Regions from separate parts of the Homo sapiens genome. Here region 2 is linked to region 1. The links are chromatin loops, found by intact Hi-C in ENCODE. Cell type or tissue: PC-3. All regions are shown on one strand. Links, peaks and the distances in the headings refer to the core of each region. The heading gives the core; the rest is flanking DNA.

Region 1 (10,056 bases), core at 3,251-5,750:
TCACTGAGCTATCTTTGAAAACCACAGTTCTGCATGTGGTTTATGAAGGGCCTTTAAAATGACCATAACTTCTCCATTTGTCTGTCACATCTCTCCTTGGATGGCCCCCTGTATTCATACATCTTTCTCCACATGCACTCTCTCCAGTGTTGCAGCTTCATCTCTGATCCTCTCCCACGCTCTCTATTGAGTTCCCTTTCTGACTTTCCCAAGTCCATCAACTATGCCATCATTCTTCTGGTTCACAGATTTAAATTCCTTAGATTCCCCTTGTTGTCTCATCTCCTTTTCTCTCTGCTCTTGCCTCCATACCACTTTATATCTGTGGCAATTCTGCTTGGGTTTTTGGTTCTGCCTAATGTCATTGACTCGGTACCTACTCAGTTTTCCCACTCTGTTCTTTTAGCCGTAACATATTGCTGCAAAGCCATTACTCTCTCCAGGACATCCTTCTGATCTACCCAGGTCCTGGGCTTCAGTTTTTACCTCTGTTACGACCCCAATACCAACTCTCAGGTATGGATGATGACTTACTTGATGACTGACTTCTGATCCTCTACCCACTCCTTCCTTCTTCCTTTGCAATGATTCAATTCTTACCTATCCTCCAGACTCAACTTGGAAATTCTCCTTTTATACTACTTCTTTGCTAACTCACATCTCTAAATCTACTATAACTATAATAGTCCATGTTGAATAAGCATAAAAGTGGGTTATGCCAATGAAAGTGAGCAGAGCTACACTAGGCACTGACTTTTGTCCCTTAAAGGGACACATTATTAGGAGTCTGCATTTCCTTAGTCTAAAAAGCATTGGCTTGATTTGCATTTAGTTCCCTTTATGGATAATACCTTCTTCAAATTTCTGCATTGTTTCACCTATGATCAGTGCCAAGAATACAGTTATAACAGAATGCTTCATCTTCCCTTTATTAGGCATGGTCAATACAATGTTGGGATAGGTCTTGTCTTGCTATGGGTCTGCTCCATTCACAGAAATCACACATATGAATATTAGTGAGTATCCCTGGTAGTTTCATGTTGAGTGTGAGACCCTGTATCTATCCGAGGACGTTTATCACACAAGATGCCAATTCCCACAAGAGGAAGAAAAGGACACCAGCTAGGACTCCAGAAATGTCCAAAGCTCTCTTGCTTTTTCTCTCTTGATAAAGATCCCAGATTCTTACGGTAAGAGAGGAGCTATAATAGTGGAAAGAGGGTAGTGGCTAAGAAGGGTCACTATGTATATTTTTCTTTGCATAAATTTGGAAGGCAGTGCCCTCTTTGATCTCATCCTGAGCTATCACATTCAATTCCTTCATGATACAGTGGACATTGTGAAGTTATCAATATTTCTGAAGATTCAGCAAACCAGTCTGGTGGCTGTCTGGGATCCCCTGATGGCTACTTTTACTAAGATAGAAGCAGGTCCTATTAGCAGATAACACTTGTTACCATTTTATAGATATTGTCTTATGTTGTTAGTTTTTTCCATTTTATTTTCCCAGCCATCTAGTAGCTGACATTTTTTTTTACATCTCTCTTGATCCTCCTTAATGCCTAAAGTTCATTGACCTGCATGCACATGGTATTTACTAATATACTAATTAACTAATTAAAAAACCACAGGCATAAACCTTGGAAGTACATTTAGTTAAAAGATTCAAATCTGATCATCTAACAAATTTAGAAATGTCAAATCTTCTTCTTAGTATCTCAGATAGACCTCTGATGCAATCAGCAGAGAATATTAAGGAAAATAATCTTGAATGTGGTATTTTGCATATTTCAGCATGAATATCATCTGCGTATTATAAAAATCACTTAATTCTTCTGGAATACTAAGCAGAGTATGAAAATAAAAGATGCACTCCTTTAAATCTTTTGGGAAAAATTTAAGGCAGGGTAACTAGCTTTTCTCGAAATGTATGAATAACTAATAAATTGTGGGCCTCTGTGACAACTCAGGCACAGAAAGGATCCCCAGAAAGAATGGGTCAATCGTAGTGTGCATTCATTTCTAGTTATTTCCAGTGACAAACAATAATATAATTGGCTGATAGAGACCTTTCCCCCTTTAAGAACAGGAGAAGAGTTGACTCTTAAAATCTGAGGGTCTCTGATCACTTTGACCCTGAAAACAGTCTGACATCAACATTTTAATCAGAAATACACCAATACTGATGCACTCATTGACTCCTTGATCAATTTTTTTTCATTGTAGCTTTGTCACTTATTTTCCTTTTATTACTTTTATTGGGATCAATTATGCTGCATTTACACTTCTAAGAAGATTTAATTCATCAGTATGTTTTAATGTTCATATTAGGCTTTGCTGACTGGCGTGTCTGCCATTTTCATTTTTCCTTTGTGATTATTATTTCTATTAAGTCCATATTGTGCAGATCTAAACATGTGAGGCAGACAGTCTCAGGGAAGGAAAGAGAAAGGAGAGTGGCAGAGAGTGGAAGAAGAAAGAGATACAAAGAGAGAGGCAAGCACAGAGAACAACACAGGCTACAACTGTTTGGGAGTCTTCATGTCAAAGGATGGGGGTACACCAGCAGAGTCAAAATATCCTTGGACTTTTTCTTGAGAAGGTCTCCAGGGAATTATGGCTGCAACACAGAGCTTGGGAAAACTGAGCTGTTCCAAGAATGATACTGTAAATGATATGGCTTGCCTCTGTGTCCCCACCCAAATCTCATCTTGAATTGTAATAATCCCCACGTGTTGTGGGCAGCACCCTGTGGAAGATAATTGAATCATGGTGGTGGGTTTTTCCCATGCTGTTCTCCTGATAGTGAATAAGCCTCACAAGATCTGGTAGTTTTACAAAGGGGAATTCCCCTACACATGCCCTTTCTTGCCTGCCACCATGTAAGACGTCCCTTGCTCTTCCACCACGATTGTGAGGCCTCCTCAGCCATGTGGAACTTTGAGTCAATTAAACCCCTTTCCTTTATCAATTACCCAGTGTTGGATATGTCTTTATTAGCGGCGTGAGAACAGACTAATACAGTAGATGTTGACTCAGTGGGGCTGCTTGAGTATAGTAATCTGAGTTTGTTGATGAAGTGTACAAGACTTTTGGATAGTTATCATATTAAAGTGTCTGTTATTCAGGTGGATAATGAGGTCGGAGATCGAGACCATCCTGGCTAACACGGTGAAACCCCGTCTCTACTAAAAATACAAAAAAAAAAAAAAATTAGCCGGGCGTGGTGGCGGGCGCCTGTAGTCCCAACTACTTGGGAGGCTGAGGCAGGAGAATGGCGTGAACCTGGGAGGCGGAGCTTGCAGTGAGCCGAGATCGCGCCACTGCACTCCAGTCTGGGTGACAGAGCGAGACTCCGTCTCAAATAAATAAATAAATAAAGTGTCTGTTACTGCTGTTACTATGGTGATTCTCAGAGTATGGTCCACAGAACTGACTTTCTCACTCCTTTGTGTTTTTTCTTGGTCCCTCTGAGACCTTCTAGCCTCTCAGGAAGGCCATCCTGATCCCACGGTGTTCCTTAAAAGTCCAGATCCCATAGGTAGCCAACCTAATTAGCTTACCTAATAGCCACTGCTCCCATTGTTCACAGCCCATCCAGCCAAGCCTTGGGGTTAGGGTCTTTGAAGAGGCCCAACAGATCCTTTTCCACCTGGGTTCTGATCCCAGTAAGAAATAAAATAGACTGAGGAAACAAAAGTATTACCTTCATCACCAAAGAAAAAAGAAGTAGTTGGAGGATGCACCTTATTGTGTGACCACCAGTGAGCTTCCTTACTCTAAGCCCCAGAATTAGGCAGCTTTGTAAACCCAGTCACAGGCTCCACTAGACTTCAGTGTACCTTCCATCCCAGGGTGGAACCCAAGGAGCAGAGGATGACCTGGACTCACTCTGAGTGGCATATCCCTAAAAGGAAGGCCAGAGGAAGGGGCGGGACTACCCATGCCAACTTTCTCCATTCAAATATTCAGTCAGCTCCCTACACCATCACCACTCCCGGATGGAGCCAGTGATAGGCAAAGAGAACAGGAGGGGTTACACTAATGACTGTCCCTCTGCATGGAAGGAAACATCCCCCAGTGCACATCACAGGTCTTATCTGCCCCAGGAGTGGGCTGCCTTTGGTCGGGTAGCTGCCCCACTCTAGGCAGTGGTCATCCCTTCAGGAACAAGAGCCTGAAGTTGCTTCCCTGAGCAGCAGCTGTGGGTGTGGCCATTTTTATAAGGAGAGGTTTTAAAACTGGGCAGGTACCAGGACTCGCATATCCTAAGTGCTGCCTTATAGTGTCAGAACACCACTGCGTGCTCTCGGGTATCTTCTGAGTGACTAGTCAGTTCATTTCTTCCTGACTCAATTTCCACTTGAAAGTCATATTTGATGAGCCATCAAAAAGAGCGAGCGAGCACATTGCTATCAGGACGAGACTTACAGGTGATTCAGTCTGTAGTGTCTTATAGACGCTAAGTGTGTCCCGCTGAGACTCTTCCAGAGAGCGCCACCTTGAGGCTGTCCTGAGGCAGAACTACCTATGGGGAAAGACTTCATGAGAAATGTTTCAGATGAGGGAAGACAGCTTTCATCTCATGCCACCTTCTCTTTATTGGCAGTGGCTGCCTGAGCAGTGCTGTGCCAAGAAAGATTCTGAGGCTATATCCCAGCTCAGTGGAAAAAGAGTTCTATGATCTTTCCAGCCACACATGTGGGAAGGGGTGGAGGGAGTGGAAATTCGAGCCAATATTTGCCATTGTCAATTCAAAGAGACCATAGGTGGGTTTTTTTCTCCTAGATATATAGCTGCTTACCACTATATCAAGTCAGAAGTAGGGACTGCAAGCTGGGAAACACCAGATGAAGATGATTCTTGTCTTCACCTGACCCTTTAGCCACAAGGCCAGAAATTTGGATTGTATAGAGCAAAGGTCTACAAACTTTTTCTGTAAAGGGCAGGATTTTAGGCTTTGTGTCTGTATATTCCCTGTTGTGATTACTCAGCTCTGCCATTGTAGTGTTGAAGCAGCAGTAGACAATAGGTAGAGGAATGGACATGGCTGTGTCACAGTAATCTTTTTTTAACAAAAACAGATAGTGGAACAGATTTGGTCCGTGAGCTATAGCTTGCAGATCCCTAGTGTAGAAAAGAGGCCAGCAGCAAGACCTAGAATTCTGGAAAATCCTCACGTTATCTCTATCTAAATCTCCCTTCCCCTAAGCTCTGAAATGTCTCGTGAGAGTCAAGTAAGAATTTGGCAGGCAATATTAAGCTCTGAGAATCTGACTTCTTCCCAAGGAAAATATTAGCAATGAGGTCCACTCAGTCATTTCCCCACGTAAGGACAGAATCACACTGAGTGACACAGTGATGAATGTGATTCTGTCCTAGGCAGTAATGGTGGACCAAAGTCAGCATTTTCGACAAAAGTCTCACACTGTTAAAATTACCTTTGAAAATTTCTTAAATCATCCGTAAATTAGAGTATGCATGGCTTGAAAGCTAGGAGGAAGATTCAAGGAAAGCATGAAAGGTAAATTCACATGCAGATGTTTGGGTGTATAAAACATCCCTTCTTTAAAAGAATTGTCTTATCCCTAGCAGATGATGGCAGGTGAGCACAGAAGTGTAAGGTGTTCTTGCTTGCCAGAGGGTTCATTCCATTCTTGTTTAATATTAAGGCTCCTTTAACTTTGGTTTAGTATCTATGTTGCTTTTTTTCAAGGGTTAACGTAATTGAAAGCATAAGCACGTAGCATCAGCTCTCAGTGAATATGTTAGACTTGATCCTAAACCTTGCTTGCATGATCATAGCACATACACACCATTCTTTGAAACCGTGTAGAGAAGAACTTAGCCATTGGCTTCCTGCCACTGGAGCTGGGGGCTCCTGCTGTGATGGTCCGAATAACTATCACATTCACACCTCGAGTGTTGATTTCTTCTTACTGTGCGAGAAGAAATCATCGAGGAGATTAGGTGTGGATACAATACAGCCACACAGAATATCTTATGTCATCTTTAATCTTCATAAAATGTTAGGGGTACAAAGCATTTAGATATGATTCACATTCAAGGAGAAATCTAAAGCCTCAAAGCTGCAGTAACTTCCCCAGGTTGTTCAGCTACTTGGGAACAGAACCGGGTTTAAAATCTCAGCTTCTTCCTCTGCAAAATGGAATAAAAATAGGGCAACTCTATAAGGTTGCTGTAAGGAGCAGATGAGTTTTTAAATAATTTGCAATAGTCCTTGGCTCAGTAAATGTTAGCTATCCTTATTATTATCTAAACCCTTGTCAGTATCTCGACTGAGGCCACATGGATGGCCAATGCTGTTGGCTGCCAAGCACGGTGCTAGGTATTAGGCACATATCATCTCAAAGAAATAAGAGCTGCTGACATAGCAGAAGTTTTGCCTCTGATTCTCAATGAATTATTCTGTTTCTGACATAAAGTAACAAGGCAAAAGAGACATGAAAAGTTATCTAAATTTACAGGTCACCAAGAAAATGGACCTCCTCTATCTAATTGCCACTTGAAAGGAGACTAAGGAAGGAGGTGCAAGGGTACAGGAGCAGTGGACATTTGAGGAGGAATTTGCTGCTTTAGAGAATTTGGCTTGTTTCCACTGAATTCCCCTCTCCCAGTGGGGAGAAAAAAACTCAGTTACTTCCAGCAGAGGGGCTGAAATACTTTAGGCTTTCGAGGCCATGCTGTCTGTGCCACAGCGACTGACTCCTCCCATTGCAAAGCGCAAACAGCCACTGATGAAGCAAATCAGTTTGGCTATGTTCCACGAAAAAGTTATTTATGGATGCTGGAATTTGAATTTCATGTAACTTTCATGTATCATAAAATGTTCCTGTGATTTTTTCCTCCCAGCTATTTGAAAATGTAAACCCTATTCTTAACTTGCAGGTGATACAAAAAGAGGCAGCTGGCTCAATTTTGCCCAAAAACTAGAACTTGCCAGCCCTGACTCAGAGCACTAGACCAAGAATCAGACCTGTCAGGGTTAACTGGTTGTTTGATCCAAGCAAATTGTCTGACATCTCTGGGCCTCATTTTCCTCTAGTGAATTCCTTCTAGCACTTAAAGGCCAGCTGCGTGGTTATGTGGCTTTACCCTCAGGTGAACCTGGGTTCAAGTCCTGGCTCAGCCTCTGACTTGCTGGGGATGTCGGGCCAGTTCCGAAGCCTCCCAGTGTTTTTGTTGCCTCTCCTGTAAAATGGGGATTAAAATGATGTTGACTGCAGGGTTGCTCTGAGGATTAAGTTTCATGATACTTGTAAATCCCTTAACTCATGTATCCAACAAACATTTGTTGCACCTAATATGTACTCAATAAGTGCTAACTACTGTATTCTTTTTTAAAAAACTGAATTCCTATTAAAATAATAACTTTTAAATTACAGTTTCTACATATTTCCAGACTGGAAAATGATTTTCTTCACAGCCTTATGATAAAAGGCAGGAGGCGTCTGCACCTTGCGAACAAAATCCTGTACCATGTGCCCACTACCTTTATTTTCTCTTGTGTGTAATAAAAGCGAAGAAGAAATTTTGATAAATTAACCTTGCATCTTTGTTTACAGCTCTCTTACTCCACCCAGTGGCAGAAAGTCACTGGTAACATGCCAAGGAGGTCACGAATTTTTAACATTTTAATAATTGTTATTATTTATAATATCCCCTAGTAGTAGAGCAAGATTTCATTTTAAACTCATTCCCCTTTGATTTTCCATTTTTAAGGCCTGCAGTGGGTAGATAACCATTTAGCTGAGTGGCTCTCAACAAGCAGATATTAAGAAGTGCCTGAGGTTCCACCAGCATGAGTTGATCAGTTATCTGTACAGGTGGTTATTAAAAGTGTTGTCCTGAAGGCTCATTAAAAAGCAATGTAGCATTTAATAAATATTAGAACATGTCAGTAGCACCATTTAAATGTGGGAAGGAGATCAATTTCCTTTGTAATTCTGTGCACAGGCATAAACACTCTTTAGAACACTTAATTCCATGTCAGAGTTTAAAGCAGCTATGATAATTTCTATTTAGAAGTAAAGGCAGGGAGAGGGTTGGGGAATAGATGTCAGACACTTGGTGAATTAAGAAGAAAATAACCTTAAATACTCAAATAATATCATTTTGCAAAAAAGGAATGCAGAAACTCACAGTCATTTCCAAGGCTTCCTCTAATTCTTTTCTTCCTTTTCTTTTTCAATAACCTGTTTCCACTCTCTGCTGTTTTACTTTTATTTTATTTTATTTTATTTTATTTATTTATTTATTTATTTTGAAAATAGAAGTGGGTCTCACTCTGTTGCCCAGGCTGGAGTGCAGTGGTGCAATCACAGCTCACTGCAGCCTTGACCTTCTGTGCTCAAGCGGTCCTCTGACCTCAGCCTCCTGAGTAGCTGGGACTACAGGCCACCATGCCCAGCTGGTTTCCTTTTAATCCCTCTTCTCTGCGTGTCCCCACCTCCCCTTCCAGTTGTTCCCTCAACAGGAAGGAGGAAGCAAGTGGTAGTTAACGACAAGGGCAGGGTCAGTGGGCAGTAGAGCTATGCCTTCAAGGAGAAACCAGGTTGAATGCTGCAAAGAGATGGTGCCAGCATCAGGGTAGGGGCTGGTGTGGAAGGCACTTGGCAAACTCATTTTTTTCCTTTACTTTCTCTTATTCTCTACCTGTCTTTTTTCTTATGTCTGTTCCTTTTTGAGCTATTCCCCATGACTCTGTCTCTTGTCTCTCTCTTCATTTGTCTCTCTCTCTATCTCCCTCTCTCTCTCTCTACCCCCCTTTCCCCTTCTGTAACAAGTTTCTACCTGGTCATGATGGCTCTGCATATGACCCATTTCTCATAACAGATGAGCTTCATATTTGAATATGAGAATCCCTTCAAAAACTGCTTAGTTCTGAGCATGCCTAGTATATGCTTAATAATTAAGGTGGTAATTAAAGTGTAACTGCAAGTATAATTAAAATTCACTTTTGTGGATCCTAGAATTATGAAGCAATTAGGCATTTTCACATGGCACTGAAGGAGCAGCTGGGAGGAGAGAAGGGTTGTGGTTTTCTGGGAAACTGCTCCGTCCCCTTTCTTCCCTGGCCCTGTCCACCAGTGTTAGCCTGGAGCAAGGCCTCACTTGACTGGGGCACTTGAAGCTGCTACAGGTTGGGAGAAGTGGTAACAGCTTGGAGTCCTCACTCAGGGCAGTGAGCACAGCCAGCTCTTCCTGGGCCCTTCCCAGCAAAAGGAGCCACTCCCAAAACCCCTAGGTAACTGTGAGAGGACTCCAAAAAAAAAAAAAAAATCCCTCCTGATTGCACCTTGAGCAGTTTGCGGTATCTATTTCAACCCTATAGGAAAGGGTTGTTAGGACAGCAAGGAGATCTATCAAAAAGTACCCGCCCACTCCTCTTCTCGTCAAGCACACTTTGTATGTGGGAATCCATCTGGAGTTACCCCGTCGGTCAGCACGTACTGCTAGCTAACGGATATTGGGAGGTATCCAGTAAGCAAGTCTGACAAAGGAAAGTGGATGTTTAGAGGGGACGAGGGAAGCATCAGTAAGTCATCCCAATAAGACTTCATCCATGGTAAGATTTTAGAAATACAAGGTGCTCCAGAAGTTCATTGTACCAGCCCCTGCTTTAGTTGGGGCATGGGGAGGTGGTGATTAGAAAGATATCCCCAAAGAAATACCATTTAACAGATGCCTTGTGAATGAATGGGTGTCAGCCCAGTGGAGAGAGGTGTCAGCCCAACAGAGCTCTGGGTGGAAAGCCCAGCAAGGGCAGTGGCCCAGCACATCTTTGTGCTCATGAATTTCTAAATCATTTCTTTTCCCTTGGGAATACTGGTGCTAAGTTGGGTGCAAAAGAGGATATTAATTAAGGAACTAAATTATTTAGATTACTTGGTTGCAAGGAAGCACAACTCATTAAAGTTATCTCAAAAAATTAAGAAGATCAAGAGCTCATTTCATCCATACACATGCAAAGGAACTCAGGTAAAACTGAATAAGAAGTTATCTGAATAAGTGGGAACCGTGATAAAAAACTAG
Region 2 (10,056 bases), core at 4,391-6,890, 220 kb before region 1:
ACTTTTTTATTTTTAGAGGTGGCCAGTTTCTGGGAATGAAAAATTGTCCATATCAGGAGACAAAAGGCAGAGTTGATTCATTTGGCCATCCAAGTGGCATTTTTTGGGTGTCTTTCATATGTCAAGCACTGTCACCTTCTTCACAGAGATACAGAGAAGTTTAAGGCACACTTTCTACCCTTTAGTGGAACACAGTCTAGTAGTGGGGGTATAGAGCTTTGAATCACCCTATTTCAAAAGAGCTCCATGAATACATCATAGCTTGGGGATACCAGAAGAAAATGACATTTTAAGGACACAGTAGATGTCCCAAAAGGTAATGGCTCCATGTGATGAAGCCCTGTGGGCCTCACTTTTATGATCTGTGTGACACTGCCTTGGACATCCACCAAAGCCGTGGACAGAAGCCAGTAGGGATTGTATCAGATGATGTCCATGTACTACCAGTCTTGTGATCCAGTTGTGTGATTGATTTTTTTGGTTTGTGCATTAACTGTATTGTCATCCTTCCTCTTGTGAGTAATGTTTCCTTTGCATATGACTCATGGATGGAAAGGAGTTTACATTAAGTGTATTCATTTTTCCTGGTTTTTTTTTTTTTTCCTTCTTTTAAAAATGGGGCTTACAGATTTGGTAGGGAATACTGTTGATATTATTGGATAAAATGTAAGGAATTTATTTGTTCATGTTATTGTGTCCTTTGACTGTGTCCTTTTAACACAGATAAACACGTAGTGCATATTGGAAAACCACTTCTACTTGAAACTTAAGCAAATTTCCTTTAATACACAAGTTGCAGTTTAGGAACTAGTTTAATTAATAGTCAGTCTTTCAGGTTATTGCACTCAACCTTGGTGGATGAAAGAGATAATCTCGTTAAACACACAATGGCCCTACCCAGACTCTGTTAAAAACTGTGGTAAAGAAATGAATTAGTCTGTGGCCCAGTGACTTCAGAGTGTTTAAACAAATTTCCTGAAAAACCTTACAATGATTAACAGTCTATATACAGTTATTAAAATAATGCTATGCTCTTTATTTATTTGGGGTGAGAAGGGGGGAGCCATATCCATGTAATAGAGTCCTTAACAGTTTTTAAAATAACTTATGTTGAAATACTTGTAGACTCAAAGGAAGTTGCAAAAATAGTATAGCAGCCCCATGTACTCTTCATCCAGCTTCCCCTAATGCTGACACCTCATGTAGTTGTGGTACAATATCAAAAGCAAGACATTGATATTTGTGTATTACTGTTAACTAGATCACAGAGCTCACTCAGCTTTCAGCATTTTTAAAAAACCTGCATTCATTTGTGTGTGTGTAGTTGTCCTTAACAGTTTTTGTTAAAAAATAATTAGGCATGAATTTAAGTGGGTTTTTTTTTTCTTTTGCTTCTCTCAACTCTGGGTTGCAGATTGCCAGTCAACAGTACCTCTAAGACTGGCCATGTAGGTTGACTTTTATTTTTCTTGCTATTAATGAATGTTCTTACCTCTCTCCTTCAATTTCTGTAGGCAGTTCAATTAACCTCCAGAAGATGGCTGAACCTGCAGGAATACCAGAGCAAGAAACTGATGTCTGACAACGGAGTGAGAGTTCAAAGATTCTTTGTAGCAGACACTGCAAATGAAGCTCTCGAGGCTGCTAAGAGACTAAGTAAGCTGATTCATAATGGGTGAAATACACTTGCCCAAATCAGTGAATTCACAGGTAGTGGCTTCCCACTAGTTAATTTTTTTTGTTGTGGATTAAACTGACAGGGACAGATACAGGGGAGAGCTTAGAACTGCAAAAGCAAAAAAGTCCAGATTGCCTCATGTACATGTGTGTAAGTGTGCAGGAATCACATGGTGACTGCAGCGTGAAGGGAGGGGTCTGCTTTCAGAGCTTTGTCCCTGTGAGTCTTCAGTCCTGCTGACCTGGGAGGAGATGTGGAATCACAGGACAGCCTTCAGTGTGATGGCCTGGGTGTAGGAGAATAGAGCCTTTCTTCCCTGGCACACCTAGAGGTTTCCTCTAGACTGGGCCCTGCCTGACCCATGCTGCATGAGATTCACAGGCACCTCTGTGTCCTCAGTTCCGCCAGGATCACTCACTGGAGGCACTTGGCCTAAGTGTCAAAAACCTTAGAACAGGCTCAGTGGGGTGGCTCATGCCTATAATCTCAGTACTTTGAGAGGCTGAGGAGGGAGGATCACTTGAGTCCAGGAGTTTGAGACCAGCCTGGGCAACATAGCAGAACCCGTTTCTACAAAAACTAAAAAAATTAGCCTAGTATGGTGGTGTATGCCTGTAGTCCTAGCTACTCTGGAGGCTTTGGCAGGAGGATCACTTGAGCCCACGAGTTTGAGATTGCAGTGGGCTATGATCACTCTAACATACTCTAGCCTGGGCGCCAGAGTGAGACCTTCTCTCTCTTAAAAAAAAAAAAAAAATTAGAACAACAAACAACTTCCCTTTCTTTTCAGTATCCCTTAGGGAGGGTGTATCCTCAGAAATTCTTACAGTATGAGCATTAGGGTGTTTTCATCCCAGCTCTTTTTGAAATGAAGAATAGTACAACAGTGGAGCATCGTTCAATAATGTGTGCAGGGAGTGGATGGAAGCCTTCAACAATATTTGATAACACAAAAAGGAAATTGTGATCCATGTTAACTAATAAAGGAAATGATAACTGCAATTTAAAAAAGCAAAAAACATCAATTTAGGAAAACTTTATTCTTTTACCTGAGATAGCAGCACATGGGATGTTGCTTCATGGTAATTTTTCAGAGATTTTAGTCACTATTTCACCCACTTCTGTCAGCTGTGGGTTAGTGGCTGGGAGAAACATGGCTGAAGGGCTTGAGAAGCCTTTGCAGGGTGAGTCAGTTGTCGACATCCTTCTTTAAGTCCCTTAGAACATGGGGAGAGCACCCTCTGAGTGACTGGAGGAGACCAAAGACAAGGGCATGACTTTAAAGTCAAGCTAACTTTGCTTCAGTGTTTTGCCTTCCCTTTACCAGCTTTGTAATTCTGCAGAAGTACCTTCTCCGTCCTTGCCTCAGTTTCTTTAGGTCAAAGCTAATAGTACTTATTTCCCAATGCTATTGCGAGTCTTTAGGAGTGTATTAGTCTATTCTCATGCTACTAATAAAGACATACCTGAGACTGGGTGATTTATAAAGGAAAGAGATTTAGTGGACTCACAGTTCCGCATGGCTGGGGAGACCTCACAATCATAGTGGAAGACAAAGGAAGAGCAAAGGGATGTCTTACATGGTGGCAGACGAGAACTTGTGCAGGGGAACTCCCATTTATAAAACCATTAGATCTCGTGAGGCTTACTCACTACCATTAGAACAGTATGGGGAAAACTGCCCCAATGATTCAGTTATCTCCCCCTGGCCCCACCCTTGACATGTGGAGATTATTACAATTCAAGGTGAGATTTGGGTGGGGACAGCCAAACCATATCAAAGGGCGATTGTTGTGTGGTAGAACATCTAGCTCATTTTCCTCCTTACAGATCCAGATATTAGGGATCAGGTCCTGCTGTCTGCCTTTCAGTGAGCATCCCCACCTGTGGCATACAGACTTTGTAGGTGTCGGTCTGGATTGCCACTGTCTAGTAGGAGTATAATGTGAGCCACGTCAGTATTTTAAAGTTTTCTAACAGTCACATTAAAAAAATGAAAAAAAGGGTGAAATTAATGTTAATAATATATTCTGTTTACTCCAATATATCTAAAACAACATCATTTCAACATGTAATTAATATAAAAAGTTATCAACAGGATATTTTGTGTTCATTTTTTTGTCCCAATCTTCAGAAACCTGGTTGGAATGCTACACTTCCAGCACATCTCATTTCAGACTAGTCACATTTCAGGTGCTCAAGAGACTGATGTGGCTAGTGGCTACCATCTAGGACAGTGCACATTTGGACACTAGAAGGATTTGCATGTGCATCCTTCAGCCTTGGGAATGCAGTTATTTCCCACTAAAAATAAAGAGTTGTGCGTCTGCTACTCAGTCTTGTCCAGGTATCAGTAGCACAGGTTGAGAGTTTAGGATAGAAGCACTCTCCATATTTCAATATTCTAATTTTCTATGCTCTTTTAAGAGTAAGTCGCAGGTACTTTAGCTAGTAATTGTTGTTCTTTGAACTTTTTAAAGTTCTACCAGATGCTAATACACCAGACCCTTTCTATGTTATGTCAGTTGAAATGTATATGCATTCTCTTCTGGAACAAATATTTATCGAGGGTCAACCATGTACTAGGCACTGTGGACACAGCTGTGCAAGACAGGCAAGCCCTTTTTCTTCATAGAATTTATGTTCTAGAAAGAAATTAATTTGTGACTTTCAGATGTTAAATGTAGAAATTGAAGTGACTTATATTTTAATAAATGAAAATTGGTTTCATTTTTAAAAGCTATCAAGATTGGTTTTTACTGTGAAAAAATCCCAGTAAAATAAGATCTAAACCTGGATGAGAGCTCCTCAGTGAACTTTGATAATAGACTCAGTAAAGGTTAGTACTGTATTCCAGCCTTTTCATAAGAAAGGATCATTTTTGTTTTATACTCTTGTGGTTTGGGGATTGGGAAGTGAGAGCAAAGAAATGTAAAGTTCAAGTTGGTCTTTGATCTTCATTTCCCCATTATTTTCTTAAATACAGTGAAGCACTAGCATTGCAGGTATAACTAAGTTTTTTAAAGAGAATTCTGGAGGCCAGCTGATTACTCCCCTCACCCCTCTTAGGCATAACACCTAATCTCTTTGAGATATTCCTGGAGATATGCACTTAGTGAGCTAATTGACTTCTTAGTTATGGTTTTATGAACATTTATTTAGCCATTGTATTGTGGTTGGGGATTGTGTACCATGCTTTTTACTTGTATTTATTTTTTACTTCTTTTAGAGACAGGGTCTCACTCTGTCACCCAGTCTGGAGTGCAGTGGTGTAATCATAGTTCAGTGCAATCTCGAACTCCTGGGCTCGAGTGATCCTCCCACCTCAGCCTTCAGAGTAGGTAGGACTACAGGCACACACCACCACACCTGGCTAATTTTTGTGTCTTTATTTTTTGTAGAGATGGGGTCTCTCTGTGTTGCCCAGTTTGGCCTCAAGTGATCTTCCTGCCTCAGCCTCTCAAAGTGCTGAGATTACAACCGAGAGCCATTGCACCTGGCTGTATCATGCTTTTAATAGAATTTCTGCTCTGGAGGAATGAGCAATGTTGCATTGACGTGTTGGGCTGGGACAAGGGAGGGAAAAAAAGAGACAATAAAGCAATTTGAAGTAAAAGAAAATTAGTTCTTCAGGTATGCTCTCAAGAAATACAAACTGGATAAAGGGTTGAGAATGATAAAAGGATTGACAAAATCAAGCTGGATAAAGGAATGGAGAATGATGCATGGTTGTGTGTGTGTGCTTATAGGAGTGTGTGAGTGTGTGTGCATGCAGGTTTCACCAGTGCATATCTATGATGCTCCTTAAGGTGGTATGGCCAACAGAGGGCCTCCCTGTGATTCTGTCTAGAGCTAAACAGGAATTTGGAAAATTCAAGCTCCTTATTTGGTGAATGAATGAGTAATCCTTCCCGAACTCAGTGAGTAGTTTTGGTAGAAGGAAGGTCTCCTCTGATTTCTGTTGTTGAATAGTTTTGATCTAAGGGGAAATTTATAGCATTAGAAGAGGATATGGAACCAATTCTAGTTGGTTAAAAGTGAAATTAGTTGATCATAAATATAAAAATTGTGTGCACATCACTGAGATTACCTGGAGAGAGCAAAGCAAGAAGAATCTGGCAAAACTTCAGAGTATTTACATTCTTGTCACCACAAGATTGACAGAACCAAGAGCACGATTGAAGTTTTAGCAAATAGATTTGAGGTTAAGATTAAAACTGGATTATGCACACATCTTCCTGATTGTCCTGAAAAAATGGGATCTTCACCTTGTAATTATGATACCATCATGGGAGAAAATTGCCTAGAATGATTATGTGTCTAACACTGAGAAAGTTCTATATAAGATTTTATTGCTATCAGCATCATCATTGTTGTCAGTGGCAGCAAATTCCAGGAGGTTCACTACTGTTGTGATTCTAACTCACAGAGAGACCAGAGACATCGTAATAACTATCCTGTTAATCATGTGTTAGGAGAGTTCATATTTTAATTAGAAAGATTTGTAAATAATTGAAAGATATTTGCTTACCTTCCTACTTTATTCATATTTTGATGTGTTTTGAAATGACATTTTATAAAATATTTTGAAAATAAATGTGACATTAATCATATCTGTGATTTCCAGGGTGACTTCTCTGCGGATTGTCTCGCAGATCTCTTTCTTTGTGCCTGAAGCTGCATTCCTAGTTGTCTGTTGACCACTTGTTCATGAGTGTCTTTGGCACACCTGACCTAAATGGAACTTGTCATCTCTTGGTTGCTTCAAACCTTCTCTTCTTCTCGCCACCCTACTTACCCAGCTGAAATAGCTCTGCATCATTAATGTCTCTCATGTCTACTATATTCAGTTGGTCGCCAAATTCAGTCATTGTTTATGTCATTTTACAAGCAAGGAAACAGGCAAGATAAAGTTAAAAAACATGCCGAGATTGTAGAGCTAAATGACAAAGATGATGGGATTTTAATCCAGTCAGATTAGATTAAATCTCCCCTAGCATTTTCCTTTTGCTAACTTGATGATGATATTTTTGGGAGATTTTTATGTGTGGGTCAGCATTTTAAACATGGAAAATGCATATTAATAAAATTAGAAGATTGGATTAAAACTAGATGTGGCAGGTTTTAAGGTGCAATATATAGAAACTGCAATCTGCAGATATTTTCTTAATGATTCATTTGCTTTTATCTCTGAGCAAATAGAACCTTTTGCTGTGTAGTTATGGAAAGCTTGTTAATTTGAACATTTGTTTAAAATGGGTAATGCATACATTTTGTTTCTGAAACACTGTTCATAATGGTAAGATATTGAGTGAGATCCTCATTTTCTTGCATAGAAAATGGATTTATGTCTGAGAGAGCAAATTTGTTTGAATTAAGTTTTTAATGTGTGGATAATATTCATTGCTGCTGCCATTTATCGGAGCCACCTTTTATAATCACGCTTTAAAGGAGGAGTTGTTTACGTTGCATACAATTTTCTTAGGAGGCTTATAAGTACATACTTTTTTTCTCTTATGGATTAAATTAATGAATACAGTCAACAGATCATTACAGAATACCTACTGTGTGAATGACTGATCTTCATGTTACCTTTTCAGTTCTCTTTGAAAGTGAGTGAAGGATTGTGTCTCTCATATAACTGGAAATACCTGTCTTAAAAAAGTATTTGTATATAAACTTAGATGAAACATATCTAGGATCACTATCTTTCAGTTTTTAGAATCTCTACAATTTATTAATTATTCCACACATGTTGACATGAGACTCTTACCATTTGATTAAGCAAGAAAATTGCGTTTCAAAAGCTCAGTTTTATTTTTTGTTGGGAAAGAAAATTGAACTATGAATGGAGAAATTAATCTTCTCTGGCCTAATGACATGCATCCTAAAATGGAGATAAGGAGCTTTTATTGAACTTGGCTAGCTTTTGATTGCTTTCAGCTATAACATGTTTCCATTCGTCAATATGATAACTTGTTCTTTTGGTATTATGTAATCACATCCTAAAGCCTGGTGAATTACTTAACACCATTAAGGAATTGTATTTGATGTAAAAAAAGAACTGTTGTGCATTGACTACTGATTGATATGTACTATTAATCCCATAGTCAATTAAATACATTGCAAGCCTCCTTGATTGTTGTGGCTTTGTCCTATGACATGTGGTTAGGATCTTGCAAAAAGATCTTAATATCCTTTTTATTGAGATGACGGTCATTTTTGTCTTATAATGACAGACAAGGATAACATTGATTTTTGTGAAGTAAGTTTTCCTTTTACCAACATATCAGCTGCCCATTATTTTGACTTTGGAGTCAATAATATAAAGCTGCTCCTAGGGTAATGGCATATGTGGTCCATGAGAGGTTGAAGCGGTATCTGCTTTCTAGGAATAACAGTGGTGTCCTCACCAGACAGATGGTTCCTGTGGTGTGATTTGATTGTGTGCCTGCCTGCTGTTGGCCTCTTTGGTTCCTTCCCATTTTTTAAGTCTGATTGTCCTGCCTTCTTGGTGATTATGTGAGCCTCCCAATTTCTTTTTCGTAATTTAGTTCATGCTTATTTGAGCTAGAGTTAATTTCTGTTGCTTGCTGCTAAGAACCTGGTCTCATGCAGATAGAGTGCTTCTCATAGGTCCTCAGAGGCAGTAGGTGCTCACGAATAAATATTGTTATTCAGAAAATGTTCACTTGCTCATGCTCGCTTGCAAATGCTCCTTAAAGGAGCACCTGAATTTAAATTAATGGTTTTCCCTAACTGTATTTATAAAGAGGATATCCCATTCAACAAGTTGTAGCTTTTAATGACATTTTCTATTGTATGTATTTTTGCAAAGAGATCCCCCTTTTATAAAATGTTCTTTTTTCTTCTTCCTAAGTCTGCAAATATAAATGGTCTTCTCTGGTCATCTCCTTAGAATTTCTCTGTGCTAGAATATCTTTTCCCTAAGTGTCTTGTGGTATTCACTGAATACCACTCTGCAGGAGACCTGCAGAGTGAAGGGCGAGATCAAGGCGGGTTGTGGGCAGGCAGGCTTTATGGGAGTGTACATGTAGCTTCCTTTCAGTTTTCTCAGAAACAAATGAGAACAGTACTTTGAAACTCAATGCCTTAACTTCAATTTTAACAGCCTACTAAAGCAAGGATTAATTCTTCTTACACTTTTACCAATAAAAATAATAGTGGTGGTGTTTAAGCTTTGGGCCTTTACCATGTGCCTGGTATTGTGCTGAGCATTTCATAAATATTATCTCCTGGAATCTTCATCTAAACCAAAGGGAAAGACTTTCCTTTAAGGACTGGTACTGAGTGTCACCAGATCTCTTCATGCCCATGATTGTGTATCCATGGTAACTAACATAATTTTACTTTCTGTCTTTTTGGTGTGTCATTAATGCAGTTATGTATTATCTTGTTTTTATTTTTTTAATTTTTAATTTTTTAATTTTTTGAGACACTTTTGCTCTGTCGCCCCGGCTGGAGTTGGGGGGTGCGATCTTAGCTCACTGCAATCTCTGCCTCCCAGGTTCAGGCGGTTCTCATGACTTAGCCTCCTGAGTATCTGGGATTACAGGCGTGCACCACCATGCCCAGCTAATTTTTATATTTTTAATAGACACGGGGTTTCGCCATGTTGGCCAGGATGGTCTCGAACTCCTGGCCTCGAGTGATCTTCCCACTTTGACCTCCCAAATTGCTGGCCTTTGGGAGGCCAAGTTGGGAAGATTATAGGCCTGGCCGACTTGTTTTTTTAAAGCTACCTCATTGAGAATGGGCAAAGAAGTTATGTTGGCATGTGGTCTCATTTTCCAGGACTTTCCCGTGAAATATTTTACCCTGGGGGCCTTTGACTCACCCCATTGTAAAGTTTGGCAGTTTTGAAAGTTCAGAGGGTACTTTATGGGCTATAAATGCAGAAAAACAGAAAAACTTTACCTAGGGTAAATGACATAGGACCTCACTGCTGTGATCGCTCTGTCTGGGTGGATTGCCCCTTTTAAAGAAATCTTAAACATAATTAGACAAATCTTTTCTGATTATCAAAGGAACATGCTCATTATTTTGATATTGGAAAATACAGAAAATTACAAAAAAGTAAAAAATAAGTAAAAAATATCTTCTAATCTCATTACTTAGAGGAAGCCTGTGCTAATATTAACATATTTTCTTTCATTTTTGTTTTGCACACATGCATTCAGCAATATTAATTTCTGTGTACATATGTATATGACATCATTGAGAGAGAATGAGCTTGTTTATAAATTTGGTGAGGTACTAAGTACAGTTTTGTTTATAATTTTTGTTTTAAAATTCTATATTATAAAATGAACATTGTCTAAATATTAAATTTTTTTCCAAAATATTATTTTAAGGTT

What was found. Peaks named below come from ENCODE experiments on the same cell type or tissue, not always from the same donor. Only the 100,000 strongest peaks of a DNase experiment are listed, where the experiment ranks them.
Region 2: a loop joins it to region 1, with 4 times the contacts of the local background. A loop is called at or near these places in 11 of 110 quality-filtered maps.

Annotation. Positions count from the first base shown.
Region 1 is chr3:67,379,413-67,389,468 of GRCh38, reverse strand. The region is part of intron 10 of SUCLG2 (succinate-CoA ligase GDP-forming subunit beta); the gene reads left to right. Among named protein-coding and RNA genes, the nearest start is that of MIR4272, 160 kb to the right of the region's middle. In PC-3, for the core only: a CTCF peak has its summit at 4,501 (motif pointing left); a DNase peak (open chromatin) is centred at 4,478.
Region 2 is chr3:67,601,055-67,611,110 of GRCh38, reverse strand. SUCLG2 (succinate-CoA ligase GDP-forming subunit beta) reads left to right here. Exons shown (of 11, transcript NM_003848.4): 2 at 1,515-1,656. Among named protein-coding and RNA genes, the nearest start is that of SUCLG2, 49 kb to the left of the region's middle. In PC-3, for the core only: a CTCF peak has its summit at 5,486 (motif pointing right); a DNase peak (open chromatin) is centred at 5,520; H3K27ac peaks cover 829 bases.